2 separate regions of the Mus musculus genome follow, and region 1 is linked to region 2. Evidence: chromatin contacts called from ENCODE Hi-C or POLR2A ChIA-PET data. All regions are on one chromosome and are shown on one strand. The core of a region is the stretch at or near the end of the contact, and the rest is flanking DNA. Distances in the headings are between cores, read along the strand shown. Region 1 overlaps Pvt1 (Pvt1 oncogene). Region 2 overlaps Pvt1 (Pvt1 oncogene).

The links. A loop is a pair of places that touch in the nucleus more often than their neighbours do. ChIA-PET counts read pairs that join two places held with the same protein, here RNA polymerase II (POLR2A).
Region 1: a loop to region 2 is called in a map of T-helper 17 cell, with 2.3 times the contacts of the local background. The contact joins two enhancer-like sites. A Hi-C loop is called at or near these places in 2 of 37 maps with a recorded cell type or tissue (T-helper 17 cell and T-helper 2 cell). POLR2A ChIA-PET finds 5 or more read pairs at or near these places in 3 of 5 experiments (Patski and embryonic stem cell).

The regions. Positions count from the first base shown.
Region 1 is chr15:62,117,472-62,120,683 of GRCm38, reverse strand. The region is part of intron 1 of Pvt1 (Pvt1 oncogene); the gene reads right to left. Among named protein-coding and RNA genes, the nearest start is that of Pvt1, 81 kb to the right of the region's middle. Within about 2 kb of position 1,508, at least 1 of the 3 ENCODE cell types and tissues checked has a DNase peak (open chromatin) inside an H3K27ac peak, as active enhancers do.
Region 2 is chr15:62,078,147-62,081,299 of GRCm38, reverse strand. The region is part of intron 1 of Pvt1 (Pvt1 oncogene); the gene reads right to left. Among named protein-coding and RNA genes, the nearest start is that of Pvt1, 42 kb to the right of the region's middle. Within about 2 kb of position 1,482, at least 2 of the 3 ENCODE cell types and tissues checked have a DNase peak (open chromatin) inside an H3K27ac peak, as active enhancers do.

The DNA.
Region 1 (3,212 bases), core at 259-2,758, 39 kb before region 2:
CACCCCTAAAGCCCCTCTTCAGCTTCCTTCCTTCCTTCCTTCCTTCCTTCCTCCCTCCCTCCCTCCCTCCCTCCCTCCCTCCCTCCCTCCCTCCCTCCCTCCCTCCCTTCCTTCCTTCCTTCCTTCCTTCCTTCCTTCCTATTGTTTTTTTCCCCCTAAGCCTAGATGTCAATTTATCCAAGCTGGCCTTGAATTTCCTATGGAGCACGAGTTAGATCGATCTTCAATCTCAAAGGCAGATTATAAACATGTCTTCCATGCTCAGAACTACAGTGAAAGGTCCCATCCTGTGTGCATCTACTGAGTGCTTCAGTGATCAGCTGTCCCTCACCCCACAGAGATCCCTGCACATATTGAACTTGTTTGTGCCTGCATCTCCTCCATGGTCCTTGAACCAATCTCCTAAATTAGCTTGGAGAATAAAGAATCTAGACTCCTATGCTACCAGAGCACAAGCTACAAATGGCCAGGTTAGGTTCACTCTGCCTTCATCCCATGCCCCACACCCACACATCTCTGCAAATACCTTCATAACTACATGGCTGCTTTTTCATTGAATTTGAGGAGCAGGAGGTAGGACTTTTGGGAATGATCCTATGAATACAGGGGCAGCAGCCACTTATTCCCTCAGTGGTACTCTGGATCAGAAACAGCCGCAGAGAGGAAGAAGAAAAGGAAGAGATGGCCTGTGTAGTCTAGTACACACTCATATACACTTAAAAGTGTCAAACAGGGCTCTGGAGAGTTCTTTGGCAAACATGAACTCACCCCAGATAAATGGCTCTGAATAGGCAGTGGATCCAAAGCTACCACTTCTCCCCGGAAATGTTCAGTCTCATGGGAGAGACAGGACACCTCAAAGAAAAGGACACAGTGGCCGTGAGCTGAGAGGCAGAGCAGCTGAGTCTGTCAAGGAAGCCAGAAGGGGATTTACAGACACTGTGGCAGGTGTGAAACCAAGATCAGGTGGAGACGGGGATCAGCTGGAAGAGTCAGGAAACTAGCCGAACAGTCTGCTGGATGGCAGCTTTGGTGATGAGGCTGGTGTACCTCTGAGACAGCGTTCCTTACTTCTTCACTGGGACACTGACGGTGGTGGCCTCTTCTACTACACCTCAAGGAGTCTTTCCAAGAGTTGTAACACACTGCAGCCCTCCAAAATAGAGTGTCCCATCGGAAGTCCCATGAAGGGTTAAGAAATGGATGTGGGAAGATGGAGAAGGCAATTGCATCCATGCCCCTAACAGACCAGCCTCCGAAAAACATGAAGCCCTAGATGCCAGAGAATGACTGTGCCCTGTAGATTTGTACTAAGCTTTCACCTCGATATATCACCCAAAGAAAGAAAACTGGGAGGGGGGTGCGAATTCCAAAAAGATGACGCAGCCCTAAAAATCAAGATAGAGAATGCCCCGAGCAACTCATAGCACGGAATAACTGAAATGGAATTTCCTCCCCGTCAGTGGAAGGCACAGGTTCTCAACTCCAGCGAGGGGGGCCCCGGAGCCAGCCATGTGAATCAGCTCCTTGTTTGCAGTTCCAGGGAACCAGAGTCAGGAAGGGGCTGGGTGTGGAATGTGTACTTTCTTCAGCTATCACTCTCCCCCCACACACACACACCCCTCCCCTTCTGTTTACACCCTCAGTAAGACTGCGGCTTGGGCTACCCCACATGTAGAATCGCTGAGGTGATCATTCAAAAGAAGTCCTTCTGGGCTGGGAAGTAACTCAGTACAAAATCCAGAAGAACTGGATTCGATGCATAGCACCTAATAAAACCAGACTATGTGGTGCAAACTTGTGATCACAGCAACCAGGAGATAGAGGCTGAAGCTTAGAGTCATTCTCTGCTGTCCATTAAGTTTGAGGCTAGCCTGTGGTACCTGAGACCCTGTCTCAAGTGGGATGGGTTGGTGGGGGGGGGGGGGGACTAGACAGGGTGCTGATTTAAACTGGTGAGGATTTAGTAGGAAAATGCCAGAACTTTCTGGCTTCCTCTCCTCAATCTGATCATTGGAGGCGCCATGTAATCAGCTAGGAATCCAGGAAAAACGGTCTGAACTAGAGAGCAAGGAGCAAGCTTCCTCTTCCACCAGCCCTGCCTGTCACACCTGCATTCACTGTCCCCTAGCAGACAAAAAGGCACAGCCTCCAGTCATCCTCCTGAGCACTGGCTGGCTTAGGTTTATGACTTCCAGAGACTGCGGGAGAGCAGTGACTATAAACAGAAAAGGCCCTGTCACTTCCACAGGCTTCAGGTATCCAGCCTCTTGCTGGTAGTCAGAGTGTCTTCTGAGGGCCCTTGATGTCTGAATCTGCAGGAAGCAGCAACCTGCCACCTACGGACTAAACGTGGACACTTGTTGGGTAGCAAGCAGATGATGGAGAAAGGTGTGTCCAGAAGCCCCAGGGAAGGGATCCCATCTTAGAGTGCGTGCTAGCTGGGGACTGGACCCCTCCCATCTTCCATTTCAACACTTGCAGGATGACGATTATACAGCTTTTTCACCTTTGGAACTGCTAGGAAAATTAAATCGAACACTGGCACATTGGGAATGTCCAATAAAGTAGAACATGTAAAATCCTGGACGTTGGTGTCCACCCAGACACCATGCCATTTGATATATATGTGAGAACCGGGTTCACATCAGCCCACAGAAGCATCAGGAAGGCATTGGCTTCATCAGACAACAAAACTAAGCCACTTTCCTCAGTCTTACATGGGAAGCAGAGGGCATCAGATATGTCAGTTAAGCCGTTTATCGCTGGTTCATCACACCACGGAGGGGGGCCAATCTGATCAGCCCCACCTGAATTCCCCCAGTTTTCTCTTTCCCCCTCCCCGTTGTTTGTCGTTATCTAAACATTTATCATCCCCAGGAAGATGCAAATGCTATGTGAATTCACAATGCACTGTCAGCCGAAACCCTCCCAGCCATTTGGAGGATTTATCTTCGTGCTAACCAGGAGAACAAATGAAACCCAGGAAAATCTTAATTAACTCCATAAGCATCAGCCGGGTATTTCTTCCCCCCAGCTCACCCCCATCTTGTGGTTAATCAAGGAAGACTGGGAAGCTACAAAAACAACCTACATAGTTATGACTAGGTACGTAGGACAGGGCAAGGAAGGAGCTCCCATTGGAAAAAGGACTAACCCATCTCATGTGCAAGCTCCTGACCCTCTCTCTGTGAGGTCACTTGTAAATTGGT
Region 2 (3,153 bases), core at 233-2,732:
TAAAATAAACATAATAGGATATATTTTTATAGTGTCACTAAAAATGAATCCCGAGGTAGAAAAAAGGAAAGGATCAAAAAGGTAGGTCCAGATCACAGAGGCAACTGTTGTACATCAGTTTGTGAAAAACTACTCACATGGCCATCCTTTTTGAAAGGCCCCAATGCTGGATGATGTCCTTAGAAAATGAATCATTCCTGGACACAAGAGAGTTCTGAAAGCTTCTATCAAAACCAGAAATCTGGTGGCATAGCCTATAACTGCACTAGGAAGACAGGGAAGGGGGGATCAGAAGGTTGGGAACAACCTTGTTCTACAGCAACACTCTATTAGAAATTTCCCCATCACCATCTGCCTTTATGCTACTATTCAAAATGCCCGCCTTCGAAGCGTGTCCATACCCAAAGCTCTTTCCAGCTCACTCATCACCTTCCATAGAAGGTAACAATGGCCTCCTAATCATCTCTCTAGTCATGAGGTTCCTGGTGAATTCAAAGGATGACTGTTTTCCATCTTGCCCTACAGATCTTTGAGGTCTAGCCCATCTGGCCCCAGTGGATAAGTGGTGGCTGAACACTGGACCACTTCCACAAGTGGCTCACATCAGCACTAACACATGGGTCATCAGCCTTACCTAGGAAGCCATAAAACAGACTCCTTCCCAAAGGATGGGTTAGGCTTTAGAACTAGCACTAGCCGGCAGAGGTGACTCCACCAAAGCCACATGAGCAGAGGAAAAGTTCTAGAGCCCAAACCCTTGCAGTATGTCCTGTGCTAGCACAACTATGCAACCAACCATCTTTCCACTCAGGGTCAGCTAGGGCTCTATCTCCAGTGCTACCGGACAGATACAGTATATACAGAGTCCTCCCTGCCAAGCTCCTAGCTGTTCCCTGCCCCCAACAGTTGAAAGCCCTCCTCTATCAGAGGCCAGATCGGGCCTCAGCATTCAGTCTCACCCCATAGAGAGCCTAGGCCTTCTAAAGACATTTTTATTTGTCTAAAGACATTTTACCTTGGGAGTTGGCTTCCTGCACTACAGGACAGCTGCCTTAAGAGGAAGACTCGAGGCAACCAGATTGGGTGGGGGTTTGGGGGAGGGGTGCTAAACTGAGTCAGGCAGGTCTGAGCATCAAATTCTAGATACTCTGATATTCTGACTTATGCTTCTCACTCTGCCTCTGAACTGGTATCATCTACTAGACCCCATTCCTTCAAACACCAAATGGGTATAAGGACAGTGAGATTTAATACACAAGAATTCTTCCACTTGTTCACTAAAAAAAAAAAAAAAAAAAAAAAAAAAAAAAAAAAAAAGATTGAATTCTCAAGGTAGCTTCAGGATGCTCCCAAAACACGCACGATACAAGAAAGTTGGCTGATCTTCCTGAGACGCACCTAGGGCCCAGGAATCTGCCCTACTTCACTCTTGCCCCAGCTTGCTTAATCACCGCCCTGGCTCCCTGCCTGTCAGCCAGCTGCTGACTTGAATTGAACTTTTGGATTCTGAATCCTAGCTGGCAGCCCGAGGTGTGTATCACTCCCTAGCCTACACACATAGGCCTAGAAAGGAATCAGGGTAAAAGAGTCCTTGAGGAGGACAGAGAGGGTCAAATGCCAGTGTGAACTGCCTTTAAATGCCCCAAGAGTCAGGACAGCCCATCTGGGTCCCACACAAGGGCTCACTGTTGAGTACACAGCTGTACCACTTGTGACTCAGAGAATGACTCAGCAGTCCACTAGAAGAGCATGCAGAAAAGCTTTTGAGTCACTTCTAGAAGGGGGGGGGGGGGGTGTGCCAAGCTACCAGCACAGCTCAGTCCAGAGGAATGCCCTCCCCTGCCAGCCTTGCCCACTGCCTGAGATTCATACACTCGGTATCCCAGCAGGGGCACGTGATGGGCCTGACACTGGGCCAGGCCAAATAGGCAGGGGCAACAAAAGTCCCATTTCCCGGCTGGGATGAGATCATTGTGAAGCGGGGGAGAAAGGAAGCAGGATCCAGGACCCAAGAAGGGGTGGGGATGGCCAGGAAGTCAGCAAGCATCCCTGCTAGGATAGAACAGGGAACAAAGGGGCAAAATAGAGCCTGGGCCCAAGGGCACAATGGGACCCCCAGTGTAAATTACTCTGAATGGCACACAGACTCAGAGAGTATCTTGTACCACCCCCATCCCCAACCTCCCACATTTCCCTCCTTCTTCATTCATCTTTATTTATTAGAACTCAACTTTGGTTACTCAGCCCAGCAAATACACCCCTACAGAAAGCTTCTGTCACAACCAGCTTGAGTCAAGATATACTGTGGAGACCTCTACATCAGCATGCCCCTCCCCTCCCGCAGAGTCCCTCTATTCTATTCCTTCTTTATGGGACCTGTGCAGCTCCTGCTGCAGCTCTTCCATACAGACTTCCAGGAGAAGTGAGAAACTTGCTTTCTTTCTCAGCAACCTCTAGGTTGGCAAAGTCACAAGAGCATTGCCCTACAAGCTGAAGAGCATGCTCTATATTAGAGCAAAGGCGGGCCAAGCCCCTGGAGGGATCACTATCAAAGAGCATCCAGGTCATTCACTTAAGGCTGGGCATGGTGGCCACATACCCTTGGCCCCAGTGTTTGAGAGGCAGAGGCAGGACAATCTTTGAGTTAGAGACTAGCCTGGCCTTCATAGCAAGCTCAAGGACAGCCAGGACTACTTAGAGACCCTGTCTCAAAAATAGAGAGAAAGAGAGAAAGAGAGAGAGAAAGAAAGGAAGGAAGGAAGGAAGGAAGGAAGGAAGGAAGGAAGGAAGGAAGGAAGGAAGGAAGGAAGAAAAAAGAGGGAGAGAGGGAGGGAGGGAGGGAGGGAGGGAGGGAGGGAGGGAGGGAGGGAGGGAGGGAGGGAGGAAGGGACCAGAAGTTGAGAAAGGTAGGTAGTCACCTATGTCTTCCTGATAATAAGGAATGGCCAATGGCCTCAGCTCATTTTACTCAGCCTTGTTTTGGTTCTCTGGCTTTACCTCCTCGTCTTGCTGAGATGCTGCAAAGTATACCATTCAATTGTTTTATATATATATATATATATATATATATATATATATATATATATATATTTTTTTTTTTTGTTTTGTTTTTTTTTGTTTTTGTTTTTGTTTTCCGAGACAGGGTTTCTCTGT